Regions from separate parts of the Homo sapiens genome. Here region 1 is linked to region 2. A link is a contact called in ENCODE Hi-C or POLR2A ChIA-PET data. All regions are on one chromosome and are shown on one strand. The core of a region is the stretch at or near the end of the contact, and the rest is flanking DNA. Distances in the headings are between cores, read along the strand shown. Region 1 overlaps COL27A1 (collagen type XXVII alpha 1 chain). Region 2 overlaps COL27A1 (collagen type XXVII alpha 1 chain).

Region 1 (3,088 bases), core at 417-2,916, 36 kb after region 2:
GTGCGGGTCGGGGGATGGGGCACTTGCTGTATGGCTCTTATTCATTAGGATCTTGTTTGGTTTCTTGTTAGAGGTTTATGACCCGCTTGCCTTCCAGGACCCAACATCTCATAAATTTAAAGTAGCTATGAAATTTCTGTTTCTCTGGGCCAGTCAGGCAGGGGCCTTTTAACAGAGCAGTTTTTATTCCCTTCATTCGGCATCCTCTAAATGTCTGACTGCTCCCTTGTGGGAAGCCCAGGCCTCTGTCTTACCCCTGTGCCCTTGTAAAATAAATTAAGAGGGGATGGGAAAGAGCGAACATGTATGAAGTACCTCTACGCATCGTGCACCATCTCCCGTATTCGGAACAGTGCCAGGAAGTAGGGAGGTACCTTTATTGTCTCCCATTCTGCAGATGAGGCTCAGAGAGACTGATTTGCCCAGAACCCACACACCTGAAGACTGAATGACAGTTACATAGATAAAGTGCCAGGTACAGGGCTTGGCACACAGGAAGTGCTCAATACGTTGAAGCCGTTGTTATAATATTGCTATCACTTAGAAAATGCTCTAATTAATTTTTAAAAATAAGTTGTTGCAAAAATCAAGTATTTGGTTATTTTCTGTGAAATGTTAGCTGTGACCTTATACCTAGTGCCTCATCCCTCTTACCTTATACTTCAGAAAGTTCTCTGAACCCAGGGAACCAGGGGCAGGTGCAGGATCCACCATGCGTAGTGCCAGCGTGGTGCTGGGATGTACGGGAGATCCGGGCCCTGTTCACAGCCACATGCTTTGGAGGCCTTGGGCTGGAGGGGAAGGTGCGTGGTCTTTGGAGCCACACAACCAGAGCGGACATCCCAGGCTGCAGCAGCAAGACACGTGTGGCCCTCGCTGAAGTGACCACTTTAAAACTGTCTTTAGATAAGAAAGTGTGGATCCCAGAGGTAACCCTCTCATGGTAGTTAACTGACAGCTGGGCCGGCCTTATTGACTGAGTACACAAACTCTGGCCTATTCCTGGCCCAAGGTCTCATTTTACTCTGGCCAGGGTTTGGGGGACAGGGAGCGGATTTTATGGACAAAATCCACTCATCCCTCCATCTTTCCTAATTCACCCAGAACCTCTTGGCTGCAAATCTGGGTTCTTCCAAAGCCACTTCTGCACTCCTGAACCACACAAGGCCCTCCCGGCTCAGTTTGTATTTTCCTTAGCAGGGAAGAAGGTGGGGCCTGAATAAGAAATTGATGGGCCTTCCTAGGTGACCCCTCTAGGCTGTCCACCCTCGCTGCGCGTGTGCGTGTTTGCTTGCTCAGGGAGACGGCAAGGACTGGGGCCACCTAGAAGAACCCCCTGGAACCCAGAGGCAAGTTGTCACCCAGCGGAGTTCAGCAGAGCAGCAGGAGCTGCAGCGTGTGTCTGTGTGTGCACCCTTTCAGAAAAAGGCAAGGAGGCCTTTCAGAAGACAGTAAAGAGGCCTCCGCCTCCCCGATTCCAATCAGTTCTCTTGGCGGAGGCTGTTACGGTATTTCTGTCCCAGCCAGCGGGTTTGTTTCACTCTTTGAAACAGCCCCAGAGCCCCGAAAGATGGGCACAGATGGCCTCTTCCCAGCTCAGCTTAAGCCACCCCCCGCCCAACCCCAGCTCTCCAAACGTGGCAGCCTCCCAGCCTGCTTCTGGCGCGGGAAGAATGTGTGGCGCTCCCAGGGATGTTGGCAGCGGCCCCGCTGCTTGGCTTCAAAATCAGAACCATCTGGTGGAGTGAGGGAAGTCAGAACGGTGCCCAGAGAGAGGCAGCGCTCTCCCCGGCACAACCCCATGCTGGCTGGGTGACCAGGCACGGGTGGGAGACACCTGGGAGATGAGCTTCAGGGGAAGGAGCGGGAGGGCTGGGTCCCCGGATTCACGTTGTTTCTCTTGCTTTCGGGAATGTGTCTCATAGGGATTTATGGGATTCATTGGTCTGGTCGGGGAGCCAGGAATCGTGGGAGAAAAGGTAAGTGGTGTTGAGGGGAAAAGATAAACAATTAGAGCTTGTGTTTTGAAATTGTAAAAAGGTGAAGAGGCCCTTTGACCTGGGGATTTCAGAATACCCTCCCCTAGCCTCTCTCCTGACCTGGCATTCTGAGTCTGCCAAGAGACATTGTTCCCTTTCCTGGCATCCCTTGGGGTTCTATCCCTGCCCTACTGTCATCAGCCTCAAGCACAGTTAGACTTTTGTGTGACAACCAGCAGATGCATGTGACCTGGGCTCCTCACAGCTGCCTACTGGCCCTGCACAGGGGTCGGCGAGAGCAGGGAGGAAAAGACTCATCTTTACAAAGAGGAAAGATGAGGTTGCCTTGCTAAGCCTCTGTTTTAGATGAGATAACAGAGGCTCAAATAGGGGAGGTGACTTACTCCAGGTCACCCAGATAATAAGTGGCAGTGCTGAGATTTGAACCAGGTTCATTGCCAAAGGTTAGCTACACTTTGCTCACTAAGACACTCTGCCTCATGTTGGCTCCCAGCTCCCACCAAGGGCCTTGGAGGCACTTGTCTTCCTTTGTATGGGTTTATCCGATCCCCAGAGCAGGCCCTCTGGGAGAACCAATATTATTCCCATTGAATAGATGGAGGAACTGAGGTCCAGAGGGAGGAAGTATCCCCCGCAAGTCTGGCCCCGCCTAACTCTCCAGGATCCTCTTGTGCCACACTCTATCACTCTATGTGGCCCAGACCCTCGGGCCTCTGCCTTCCTCCTCCTCCTCCTCCCTCGCTTCCCCCTCCTCCTCCTTCCCCTTCTGCTCCTCCTCCTTTTAAATTCAGCTTTTTATCTTGAAATTTTAAATTTAACTTTTTATTTTGAAATAATGACAGATTCACAAGAAGTTGCAAAAAATAGTACCCTTCACCCTGTTTCTTCCAGTGGTAGCATCTTACATAATGATAGCACAACATCAAAGCCAACTCTGGGCTTCTGCTGTTGCTCAAATGACCCATGTCCCTTCTCACCTACAAACCATTGACTGCGCCATTCCCTTAGCCAAATGCTTTCTTCCCATTGCCATCTGCCTCCACCCTTTCTGCCCAGATGCTCTTCATTATCCTTCAGCTCTTGGGTCA
Region 2 (2,953 bases), core at 416-2,915:
TAGTATGGCTCATAAGACCATTGTGCTTGTCACATAGTAAGTGCTCAATAAATAGAGCCGCCCGGAATAAGGTTTCCTGGATGGCTGAGGGGATCTCTGTATTGTGTGACACTAAGCCAATGACTTCACCTTTGCTGGGTCTGGTTTCCCATGGTTTAAGTTGCAGAGTGGGAGGATTTGACTTGCTTAGGCGATCTCAGCTGGGCCCTGCCCCAACACTCAGGCCAGCCTCCAGGGCCACCTTTGGGGGATTTGTTCAGACACATCCTGGGAGCCTTACCAAGGGCCAGGCGTTGCTCCTTTACAGATGAGATCGCTTCTCGGAGAGGTAAATGATTAGGTCAAGGTCACATGGCTGCTCAGTGTCACAGTTGGATTAGAACACAACCAGAGCTTTCAACTCCAGTGCCAGAGTGTAGCTGTTTAGAGCTTGGGGTACGGAGTCTCCTGAGCATGGAAGAGGTAAGACCCATGAAAGCCTGGACATGTTATGGCCTCTTCTCCAACCGGACACAGCAAGGAATGTCAGCAGGGCCATGCCTCAGTTTCCCCCTTCTACTCCATCCTCTGCATCCTCCTCATCTCCCCTCCTGGCGGCCCCTTCATCCACCTTCTCCCTGCCATGTACCTGTGTTCTTCTTGGAGCACAAAGTTACCCTGTTCATGGCCTGGCTGAGAAGGCAGTCCCAGGTTTGAGGTCCCATTATCCTGCCTGTGTGAGATAAGGCCACTCATTCATTCCTCATTCAACCAAAGATTATTTGTTGAATATATTACTCTATGCCAGGCACTAAGGATAACACTGTAGCCAAAACAGACAAAAATCTCTGTTGTCATGAAGCTCAAATTTTAAGGGTAGAGACAATCAATAAACACGATGAATAACCAGAAGAAGGCATGGTTGCCACCCTAAGTCCCCTGCAAGTGAAAGGAAGCAACGAGTATTGAGGCCCTCGGTGTGCATAGTATTTGAACCACATGCGATTCTCCCAGTGAACCTTTAAGGCAAGATCGATTATCCCCATTTTCCAGATGAGAAAACTGAGGCTTAGACTGTCAAAGCCATTTGTCCATAGACACTCTGAGCCTTGCCAGACTGAGAACTTCTGTCTGCTTCCTTGCTTCTTGCCTTTAACTTTCTAAGACTAGGCTCTGATCTTCATGACAGGCGTGTTGTTCCCTGGCACTGGGGTGTCAGATGTGGGTGGAGGGAAACATCTTTTCAGCCCTAGACCTGTGCAATACCCTTGAGAGCCATGAAAATACCCTCAACTCTGTTCCAGCCACCATGGCCAGCAAATCGGCGAGATCTGCATCAGATATGATTTAATGTGTACGTAATGGGACTTCACATCGGCTGAGTCCCTACAGCTTGGTCTCTGTCTCCGCTGGGCCTCTGAGTCTGCCATGCCTCTCAGCCTAAAGACCCTGGACAGTCTTTAGGGCCATCCCTCTGTTGCTGTTGCTCCCAACCCCTTGATCTGTCTGGTAGGGTTGGGGGCTCCTGTCGTGAATGGTTTTTCCTCCTTATCCAAGCTTTAGGCCAGACAGTTTCTAGGCACTTATTAAGAAAAGGAAGTGACAGGGGAATGAGCTGAATTCCTTCATGCCAGATTGCAGCTGGCGTCATTTCTGGCAGGGCTGGTGATGATTTTGCTGTAGTCAGTCTTTCCCCAGCAGGCAAAACCTTGGGCCCGTGCATGCGGCCTCCTCAGTATCCAGTTTGGAAGGGTGATGTGTCAGAGTCTTTTACTAACGGGAGCTGAGGAAGAGACAGTGGAGGTCAAAGCACATCAGAGCTATAGGAACCTTCGTGATGGCCTGGCCCAAACTCTTTTTCAGACAGATAAGCAGACATAGCCCAGGGAGGGCAAGACACTTGCCTAAGATCTCACAGCAAGTTGTTGGCAAAGTCAAGACTTGAATCCAGAACACTTGCTTTCCAGGGCAAGGTACTCTCCACATGGCTCCCTCTTCTCTCTGCTCCCATCTTCAACCTCCAGAGGAAAGCTTGGTCCACAGCTCTCATCCCTCCTCATACCTCCTGCTAAGAGAACGTGTTGTGGTTTTCTGGCGAGGGGTCCAGGTGGAAAATGTTACCAACTTGGCTGGAGCTGAATGGCTTTCTCCTGGCCTGTCCTGGCTTGTTGGGCATGGCTCAGTATCACTCACAGTGAGAGACTGAGCCATGTTTCCCAGCCAAGGGTCTCTACGAGCAGGCTAGGAAGATGCTGCAGTGAGTCCTTCTACCTGTCTTCTCCAAATGTACTTTCAAGCCTGCTGGGATGGCCCTGCAAGGCAGGCCACCATGCACAGCTTTACTCACAGCCCCTGGCCAGGACTGCCAAGGCTGGCCTCATGCAGTGAGTCCGGAGGGAAGACCCTAAAGCTTAGAGCTGGAAGGGCCCAGCCCTGGCACCGACTCCCTGGGGTGTGGTTCAGGGATGACTGGGACCTGCCCAAGGCCGCGCAGTCCTCTGGGAGGAGGCAGGGCTTCTAACACAGTGCATTTGGGCTTCAAGTTCATGGCTCTTTCCAGTTCTCAGATTACAGGCAGCAAGCAGCCAAGTAACAGAGAATTCCTATTTCCAAGTAGGGAAATTGAGGCCAAAGCAGATTAAGGTTCTCAGCTGAGGTGATGCTGTGAGCTGGGGGTGTGGTCTCCAGTGACCCAGATGTGAACCAGAGCTGACCCAGGCTGTTGGTGCCCCTGGAATCCTGGAGAGAACTCTGCCTTCCTATTTTCTCCTTGTCCCCTGAGGCGACTTTTCTTGAGTAGATTTCCTAGTGGATTTCAGGAGGGCAGGGTAAAAACATGTTTAGACCACGAGAGAAAGGGGCTGGGAAAGTTCAGGGGTCTTTCCATGTCAGCACGCTTGGAGCCTGCACACCTAGAAAAGAATATGGCTGCTTCGAGTGCAGCAGGAAGGATGCAGGTTAGACTTAAGCAGGA

Evidence for each region. Hi-C counts contacts between places; a loop is a spot of excess contacts on that map. ChIA-PET counts read pairs that join two places held with the same protein, here RNA polymerase II (POLR2A). Pooled maps may share reads with other maps.
Region 1: a loop to region 2 is called in a map of prostate gland, with 2.4 times the contacts of the local background. The contact joins two enhancer-like sites. A Hi-C loop is called at or near these places in 10 of 168 maps with a recorded cell type or tissue (Right ventricle myocardium inferior, cardiac septum, endothelial cell of hepatic sinusoid and 5 more), 1 of 37 single-sample maps with no recorded cell type and 7 of 50 pooled maps. POLR2A ChIA-PET finds 5 or more read pairs at or near these places in 2 of 52 experiments (activated naive CD4-positive, alpha-beta T cell and endothelial cell of umbilical vein).

The regions. Positions count from the first base shown.
Region 1 is chr9:114,248,690-114,251,777 of GRCh38, forward strand. It overlaps COL27A1 (collagen type XXVII alpha 1 chain), which reads left to right. Exons shown (of 61, transcript NM_032888.4): 25 at 1,926-1,979. Among named protein-coding and RNA genes, the nearest start is that of MIR455, 41 kb to the left of the region's middle. Within about 2 kb of position 1,667, at least 15 of the 41 ENCODE cell types and tissues checked have a DNase peak (open chromatin) inside an H3K27ac peak, as active enhancers do; they include gastrocnemius medialis and prostate gland, where a contact is called at or near this core.
Region 2 is chr9:114,212,731-114,215,683 of GRCh38, forward strand. The region is part of intron 12 of COL27A1 (collagen type XXVII alpha 1 chain); the gene reads left to right. Among named protein-coding and RNA genes, the nearest start is that of MIR455, 4.8 kb to the left of the region's middle. Within about 2 kb of position 1,666, at least 6 of the 41 ENCODE cell types and tissues checked have a DNase peak (open chromatin) inside an H3K27ac peak, as active enhancers do; they include gastrocnemius medialis and prostate gland, where a contact is called at or near this core.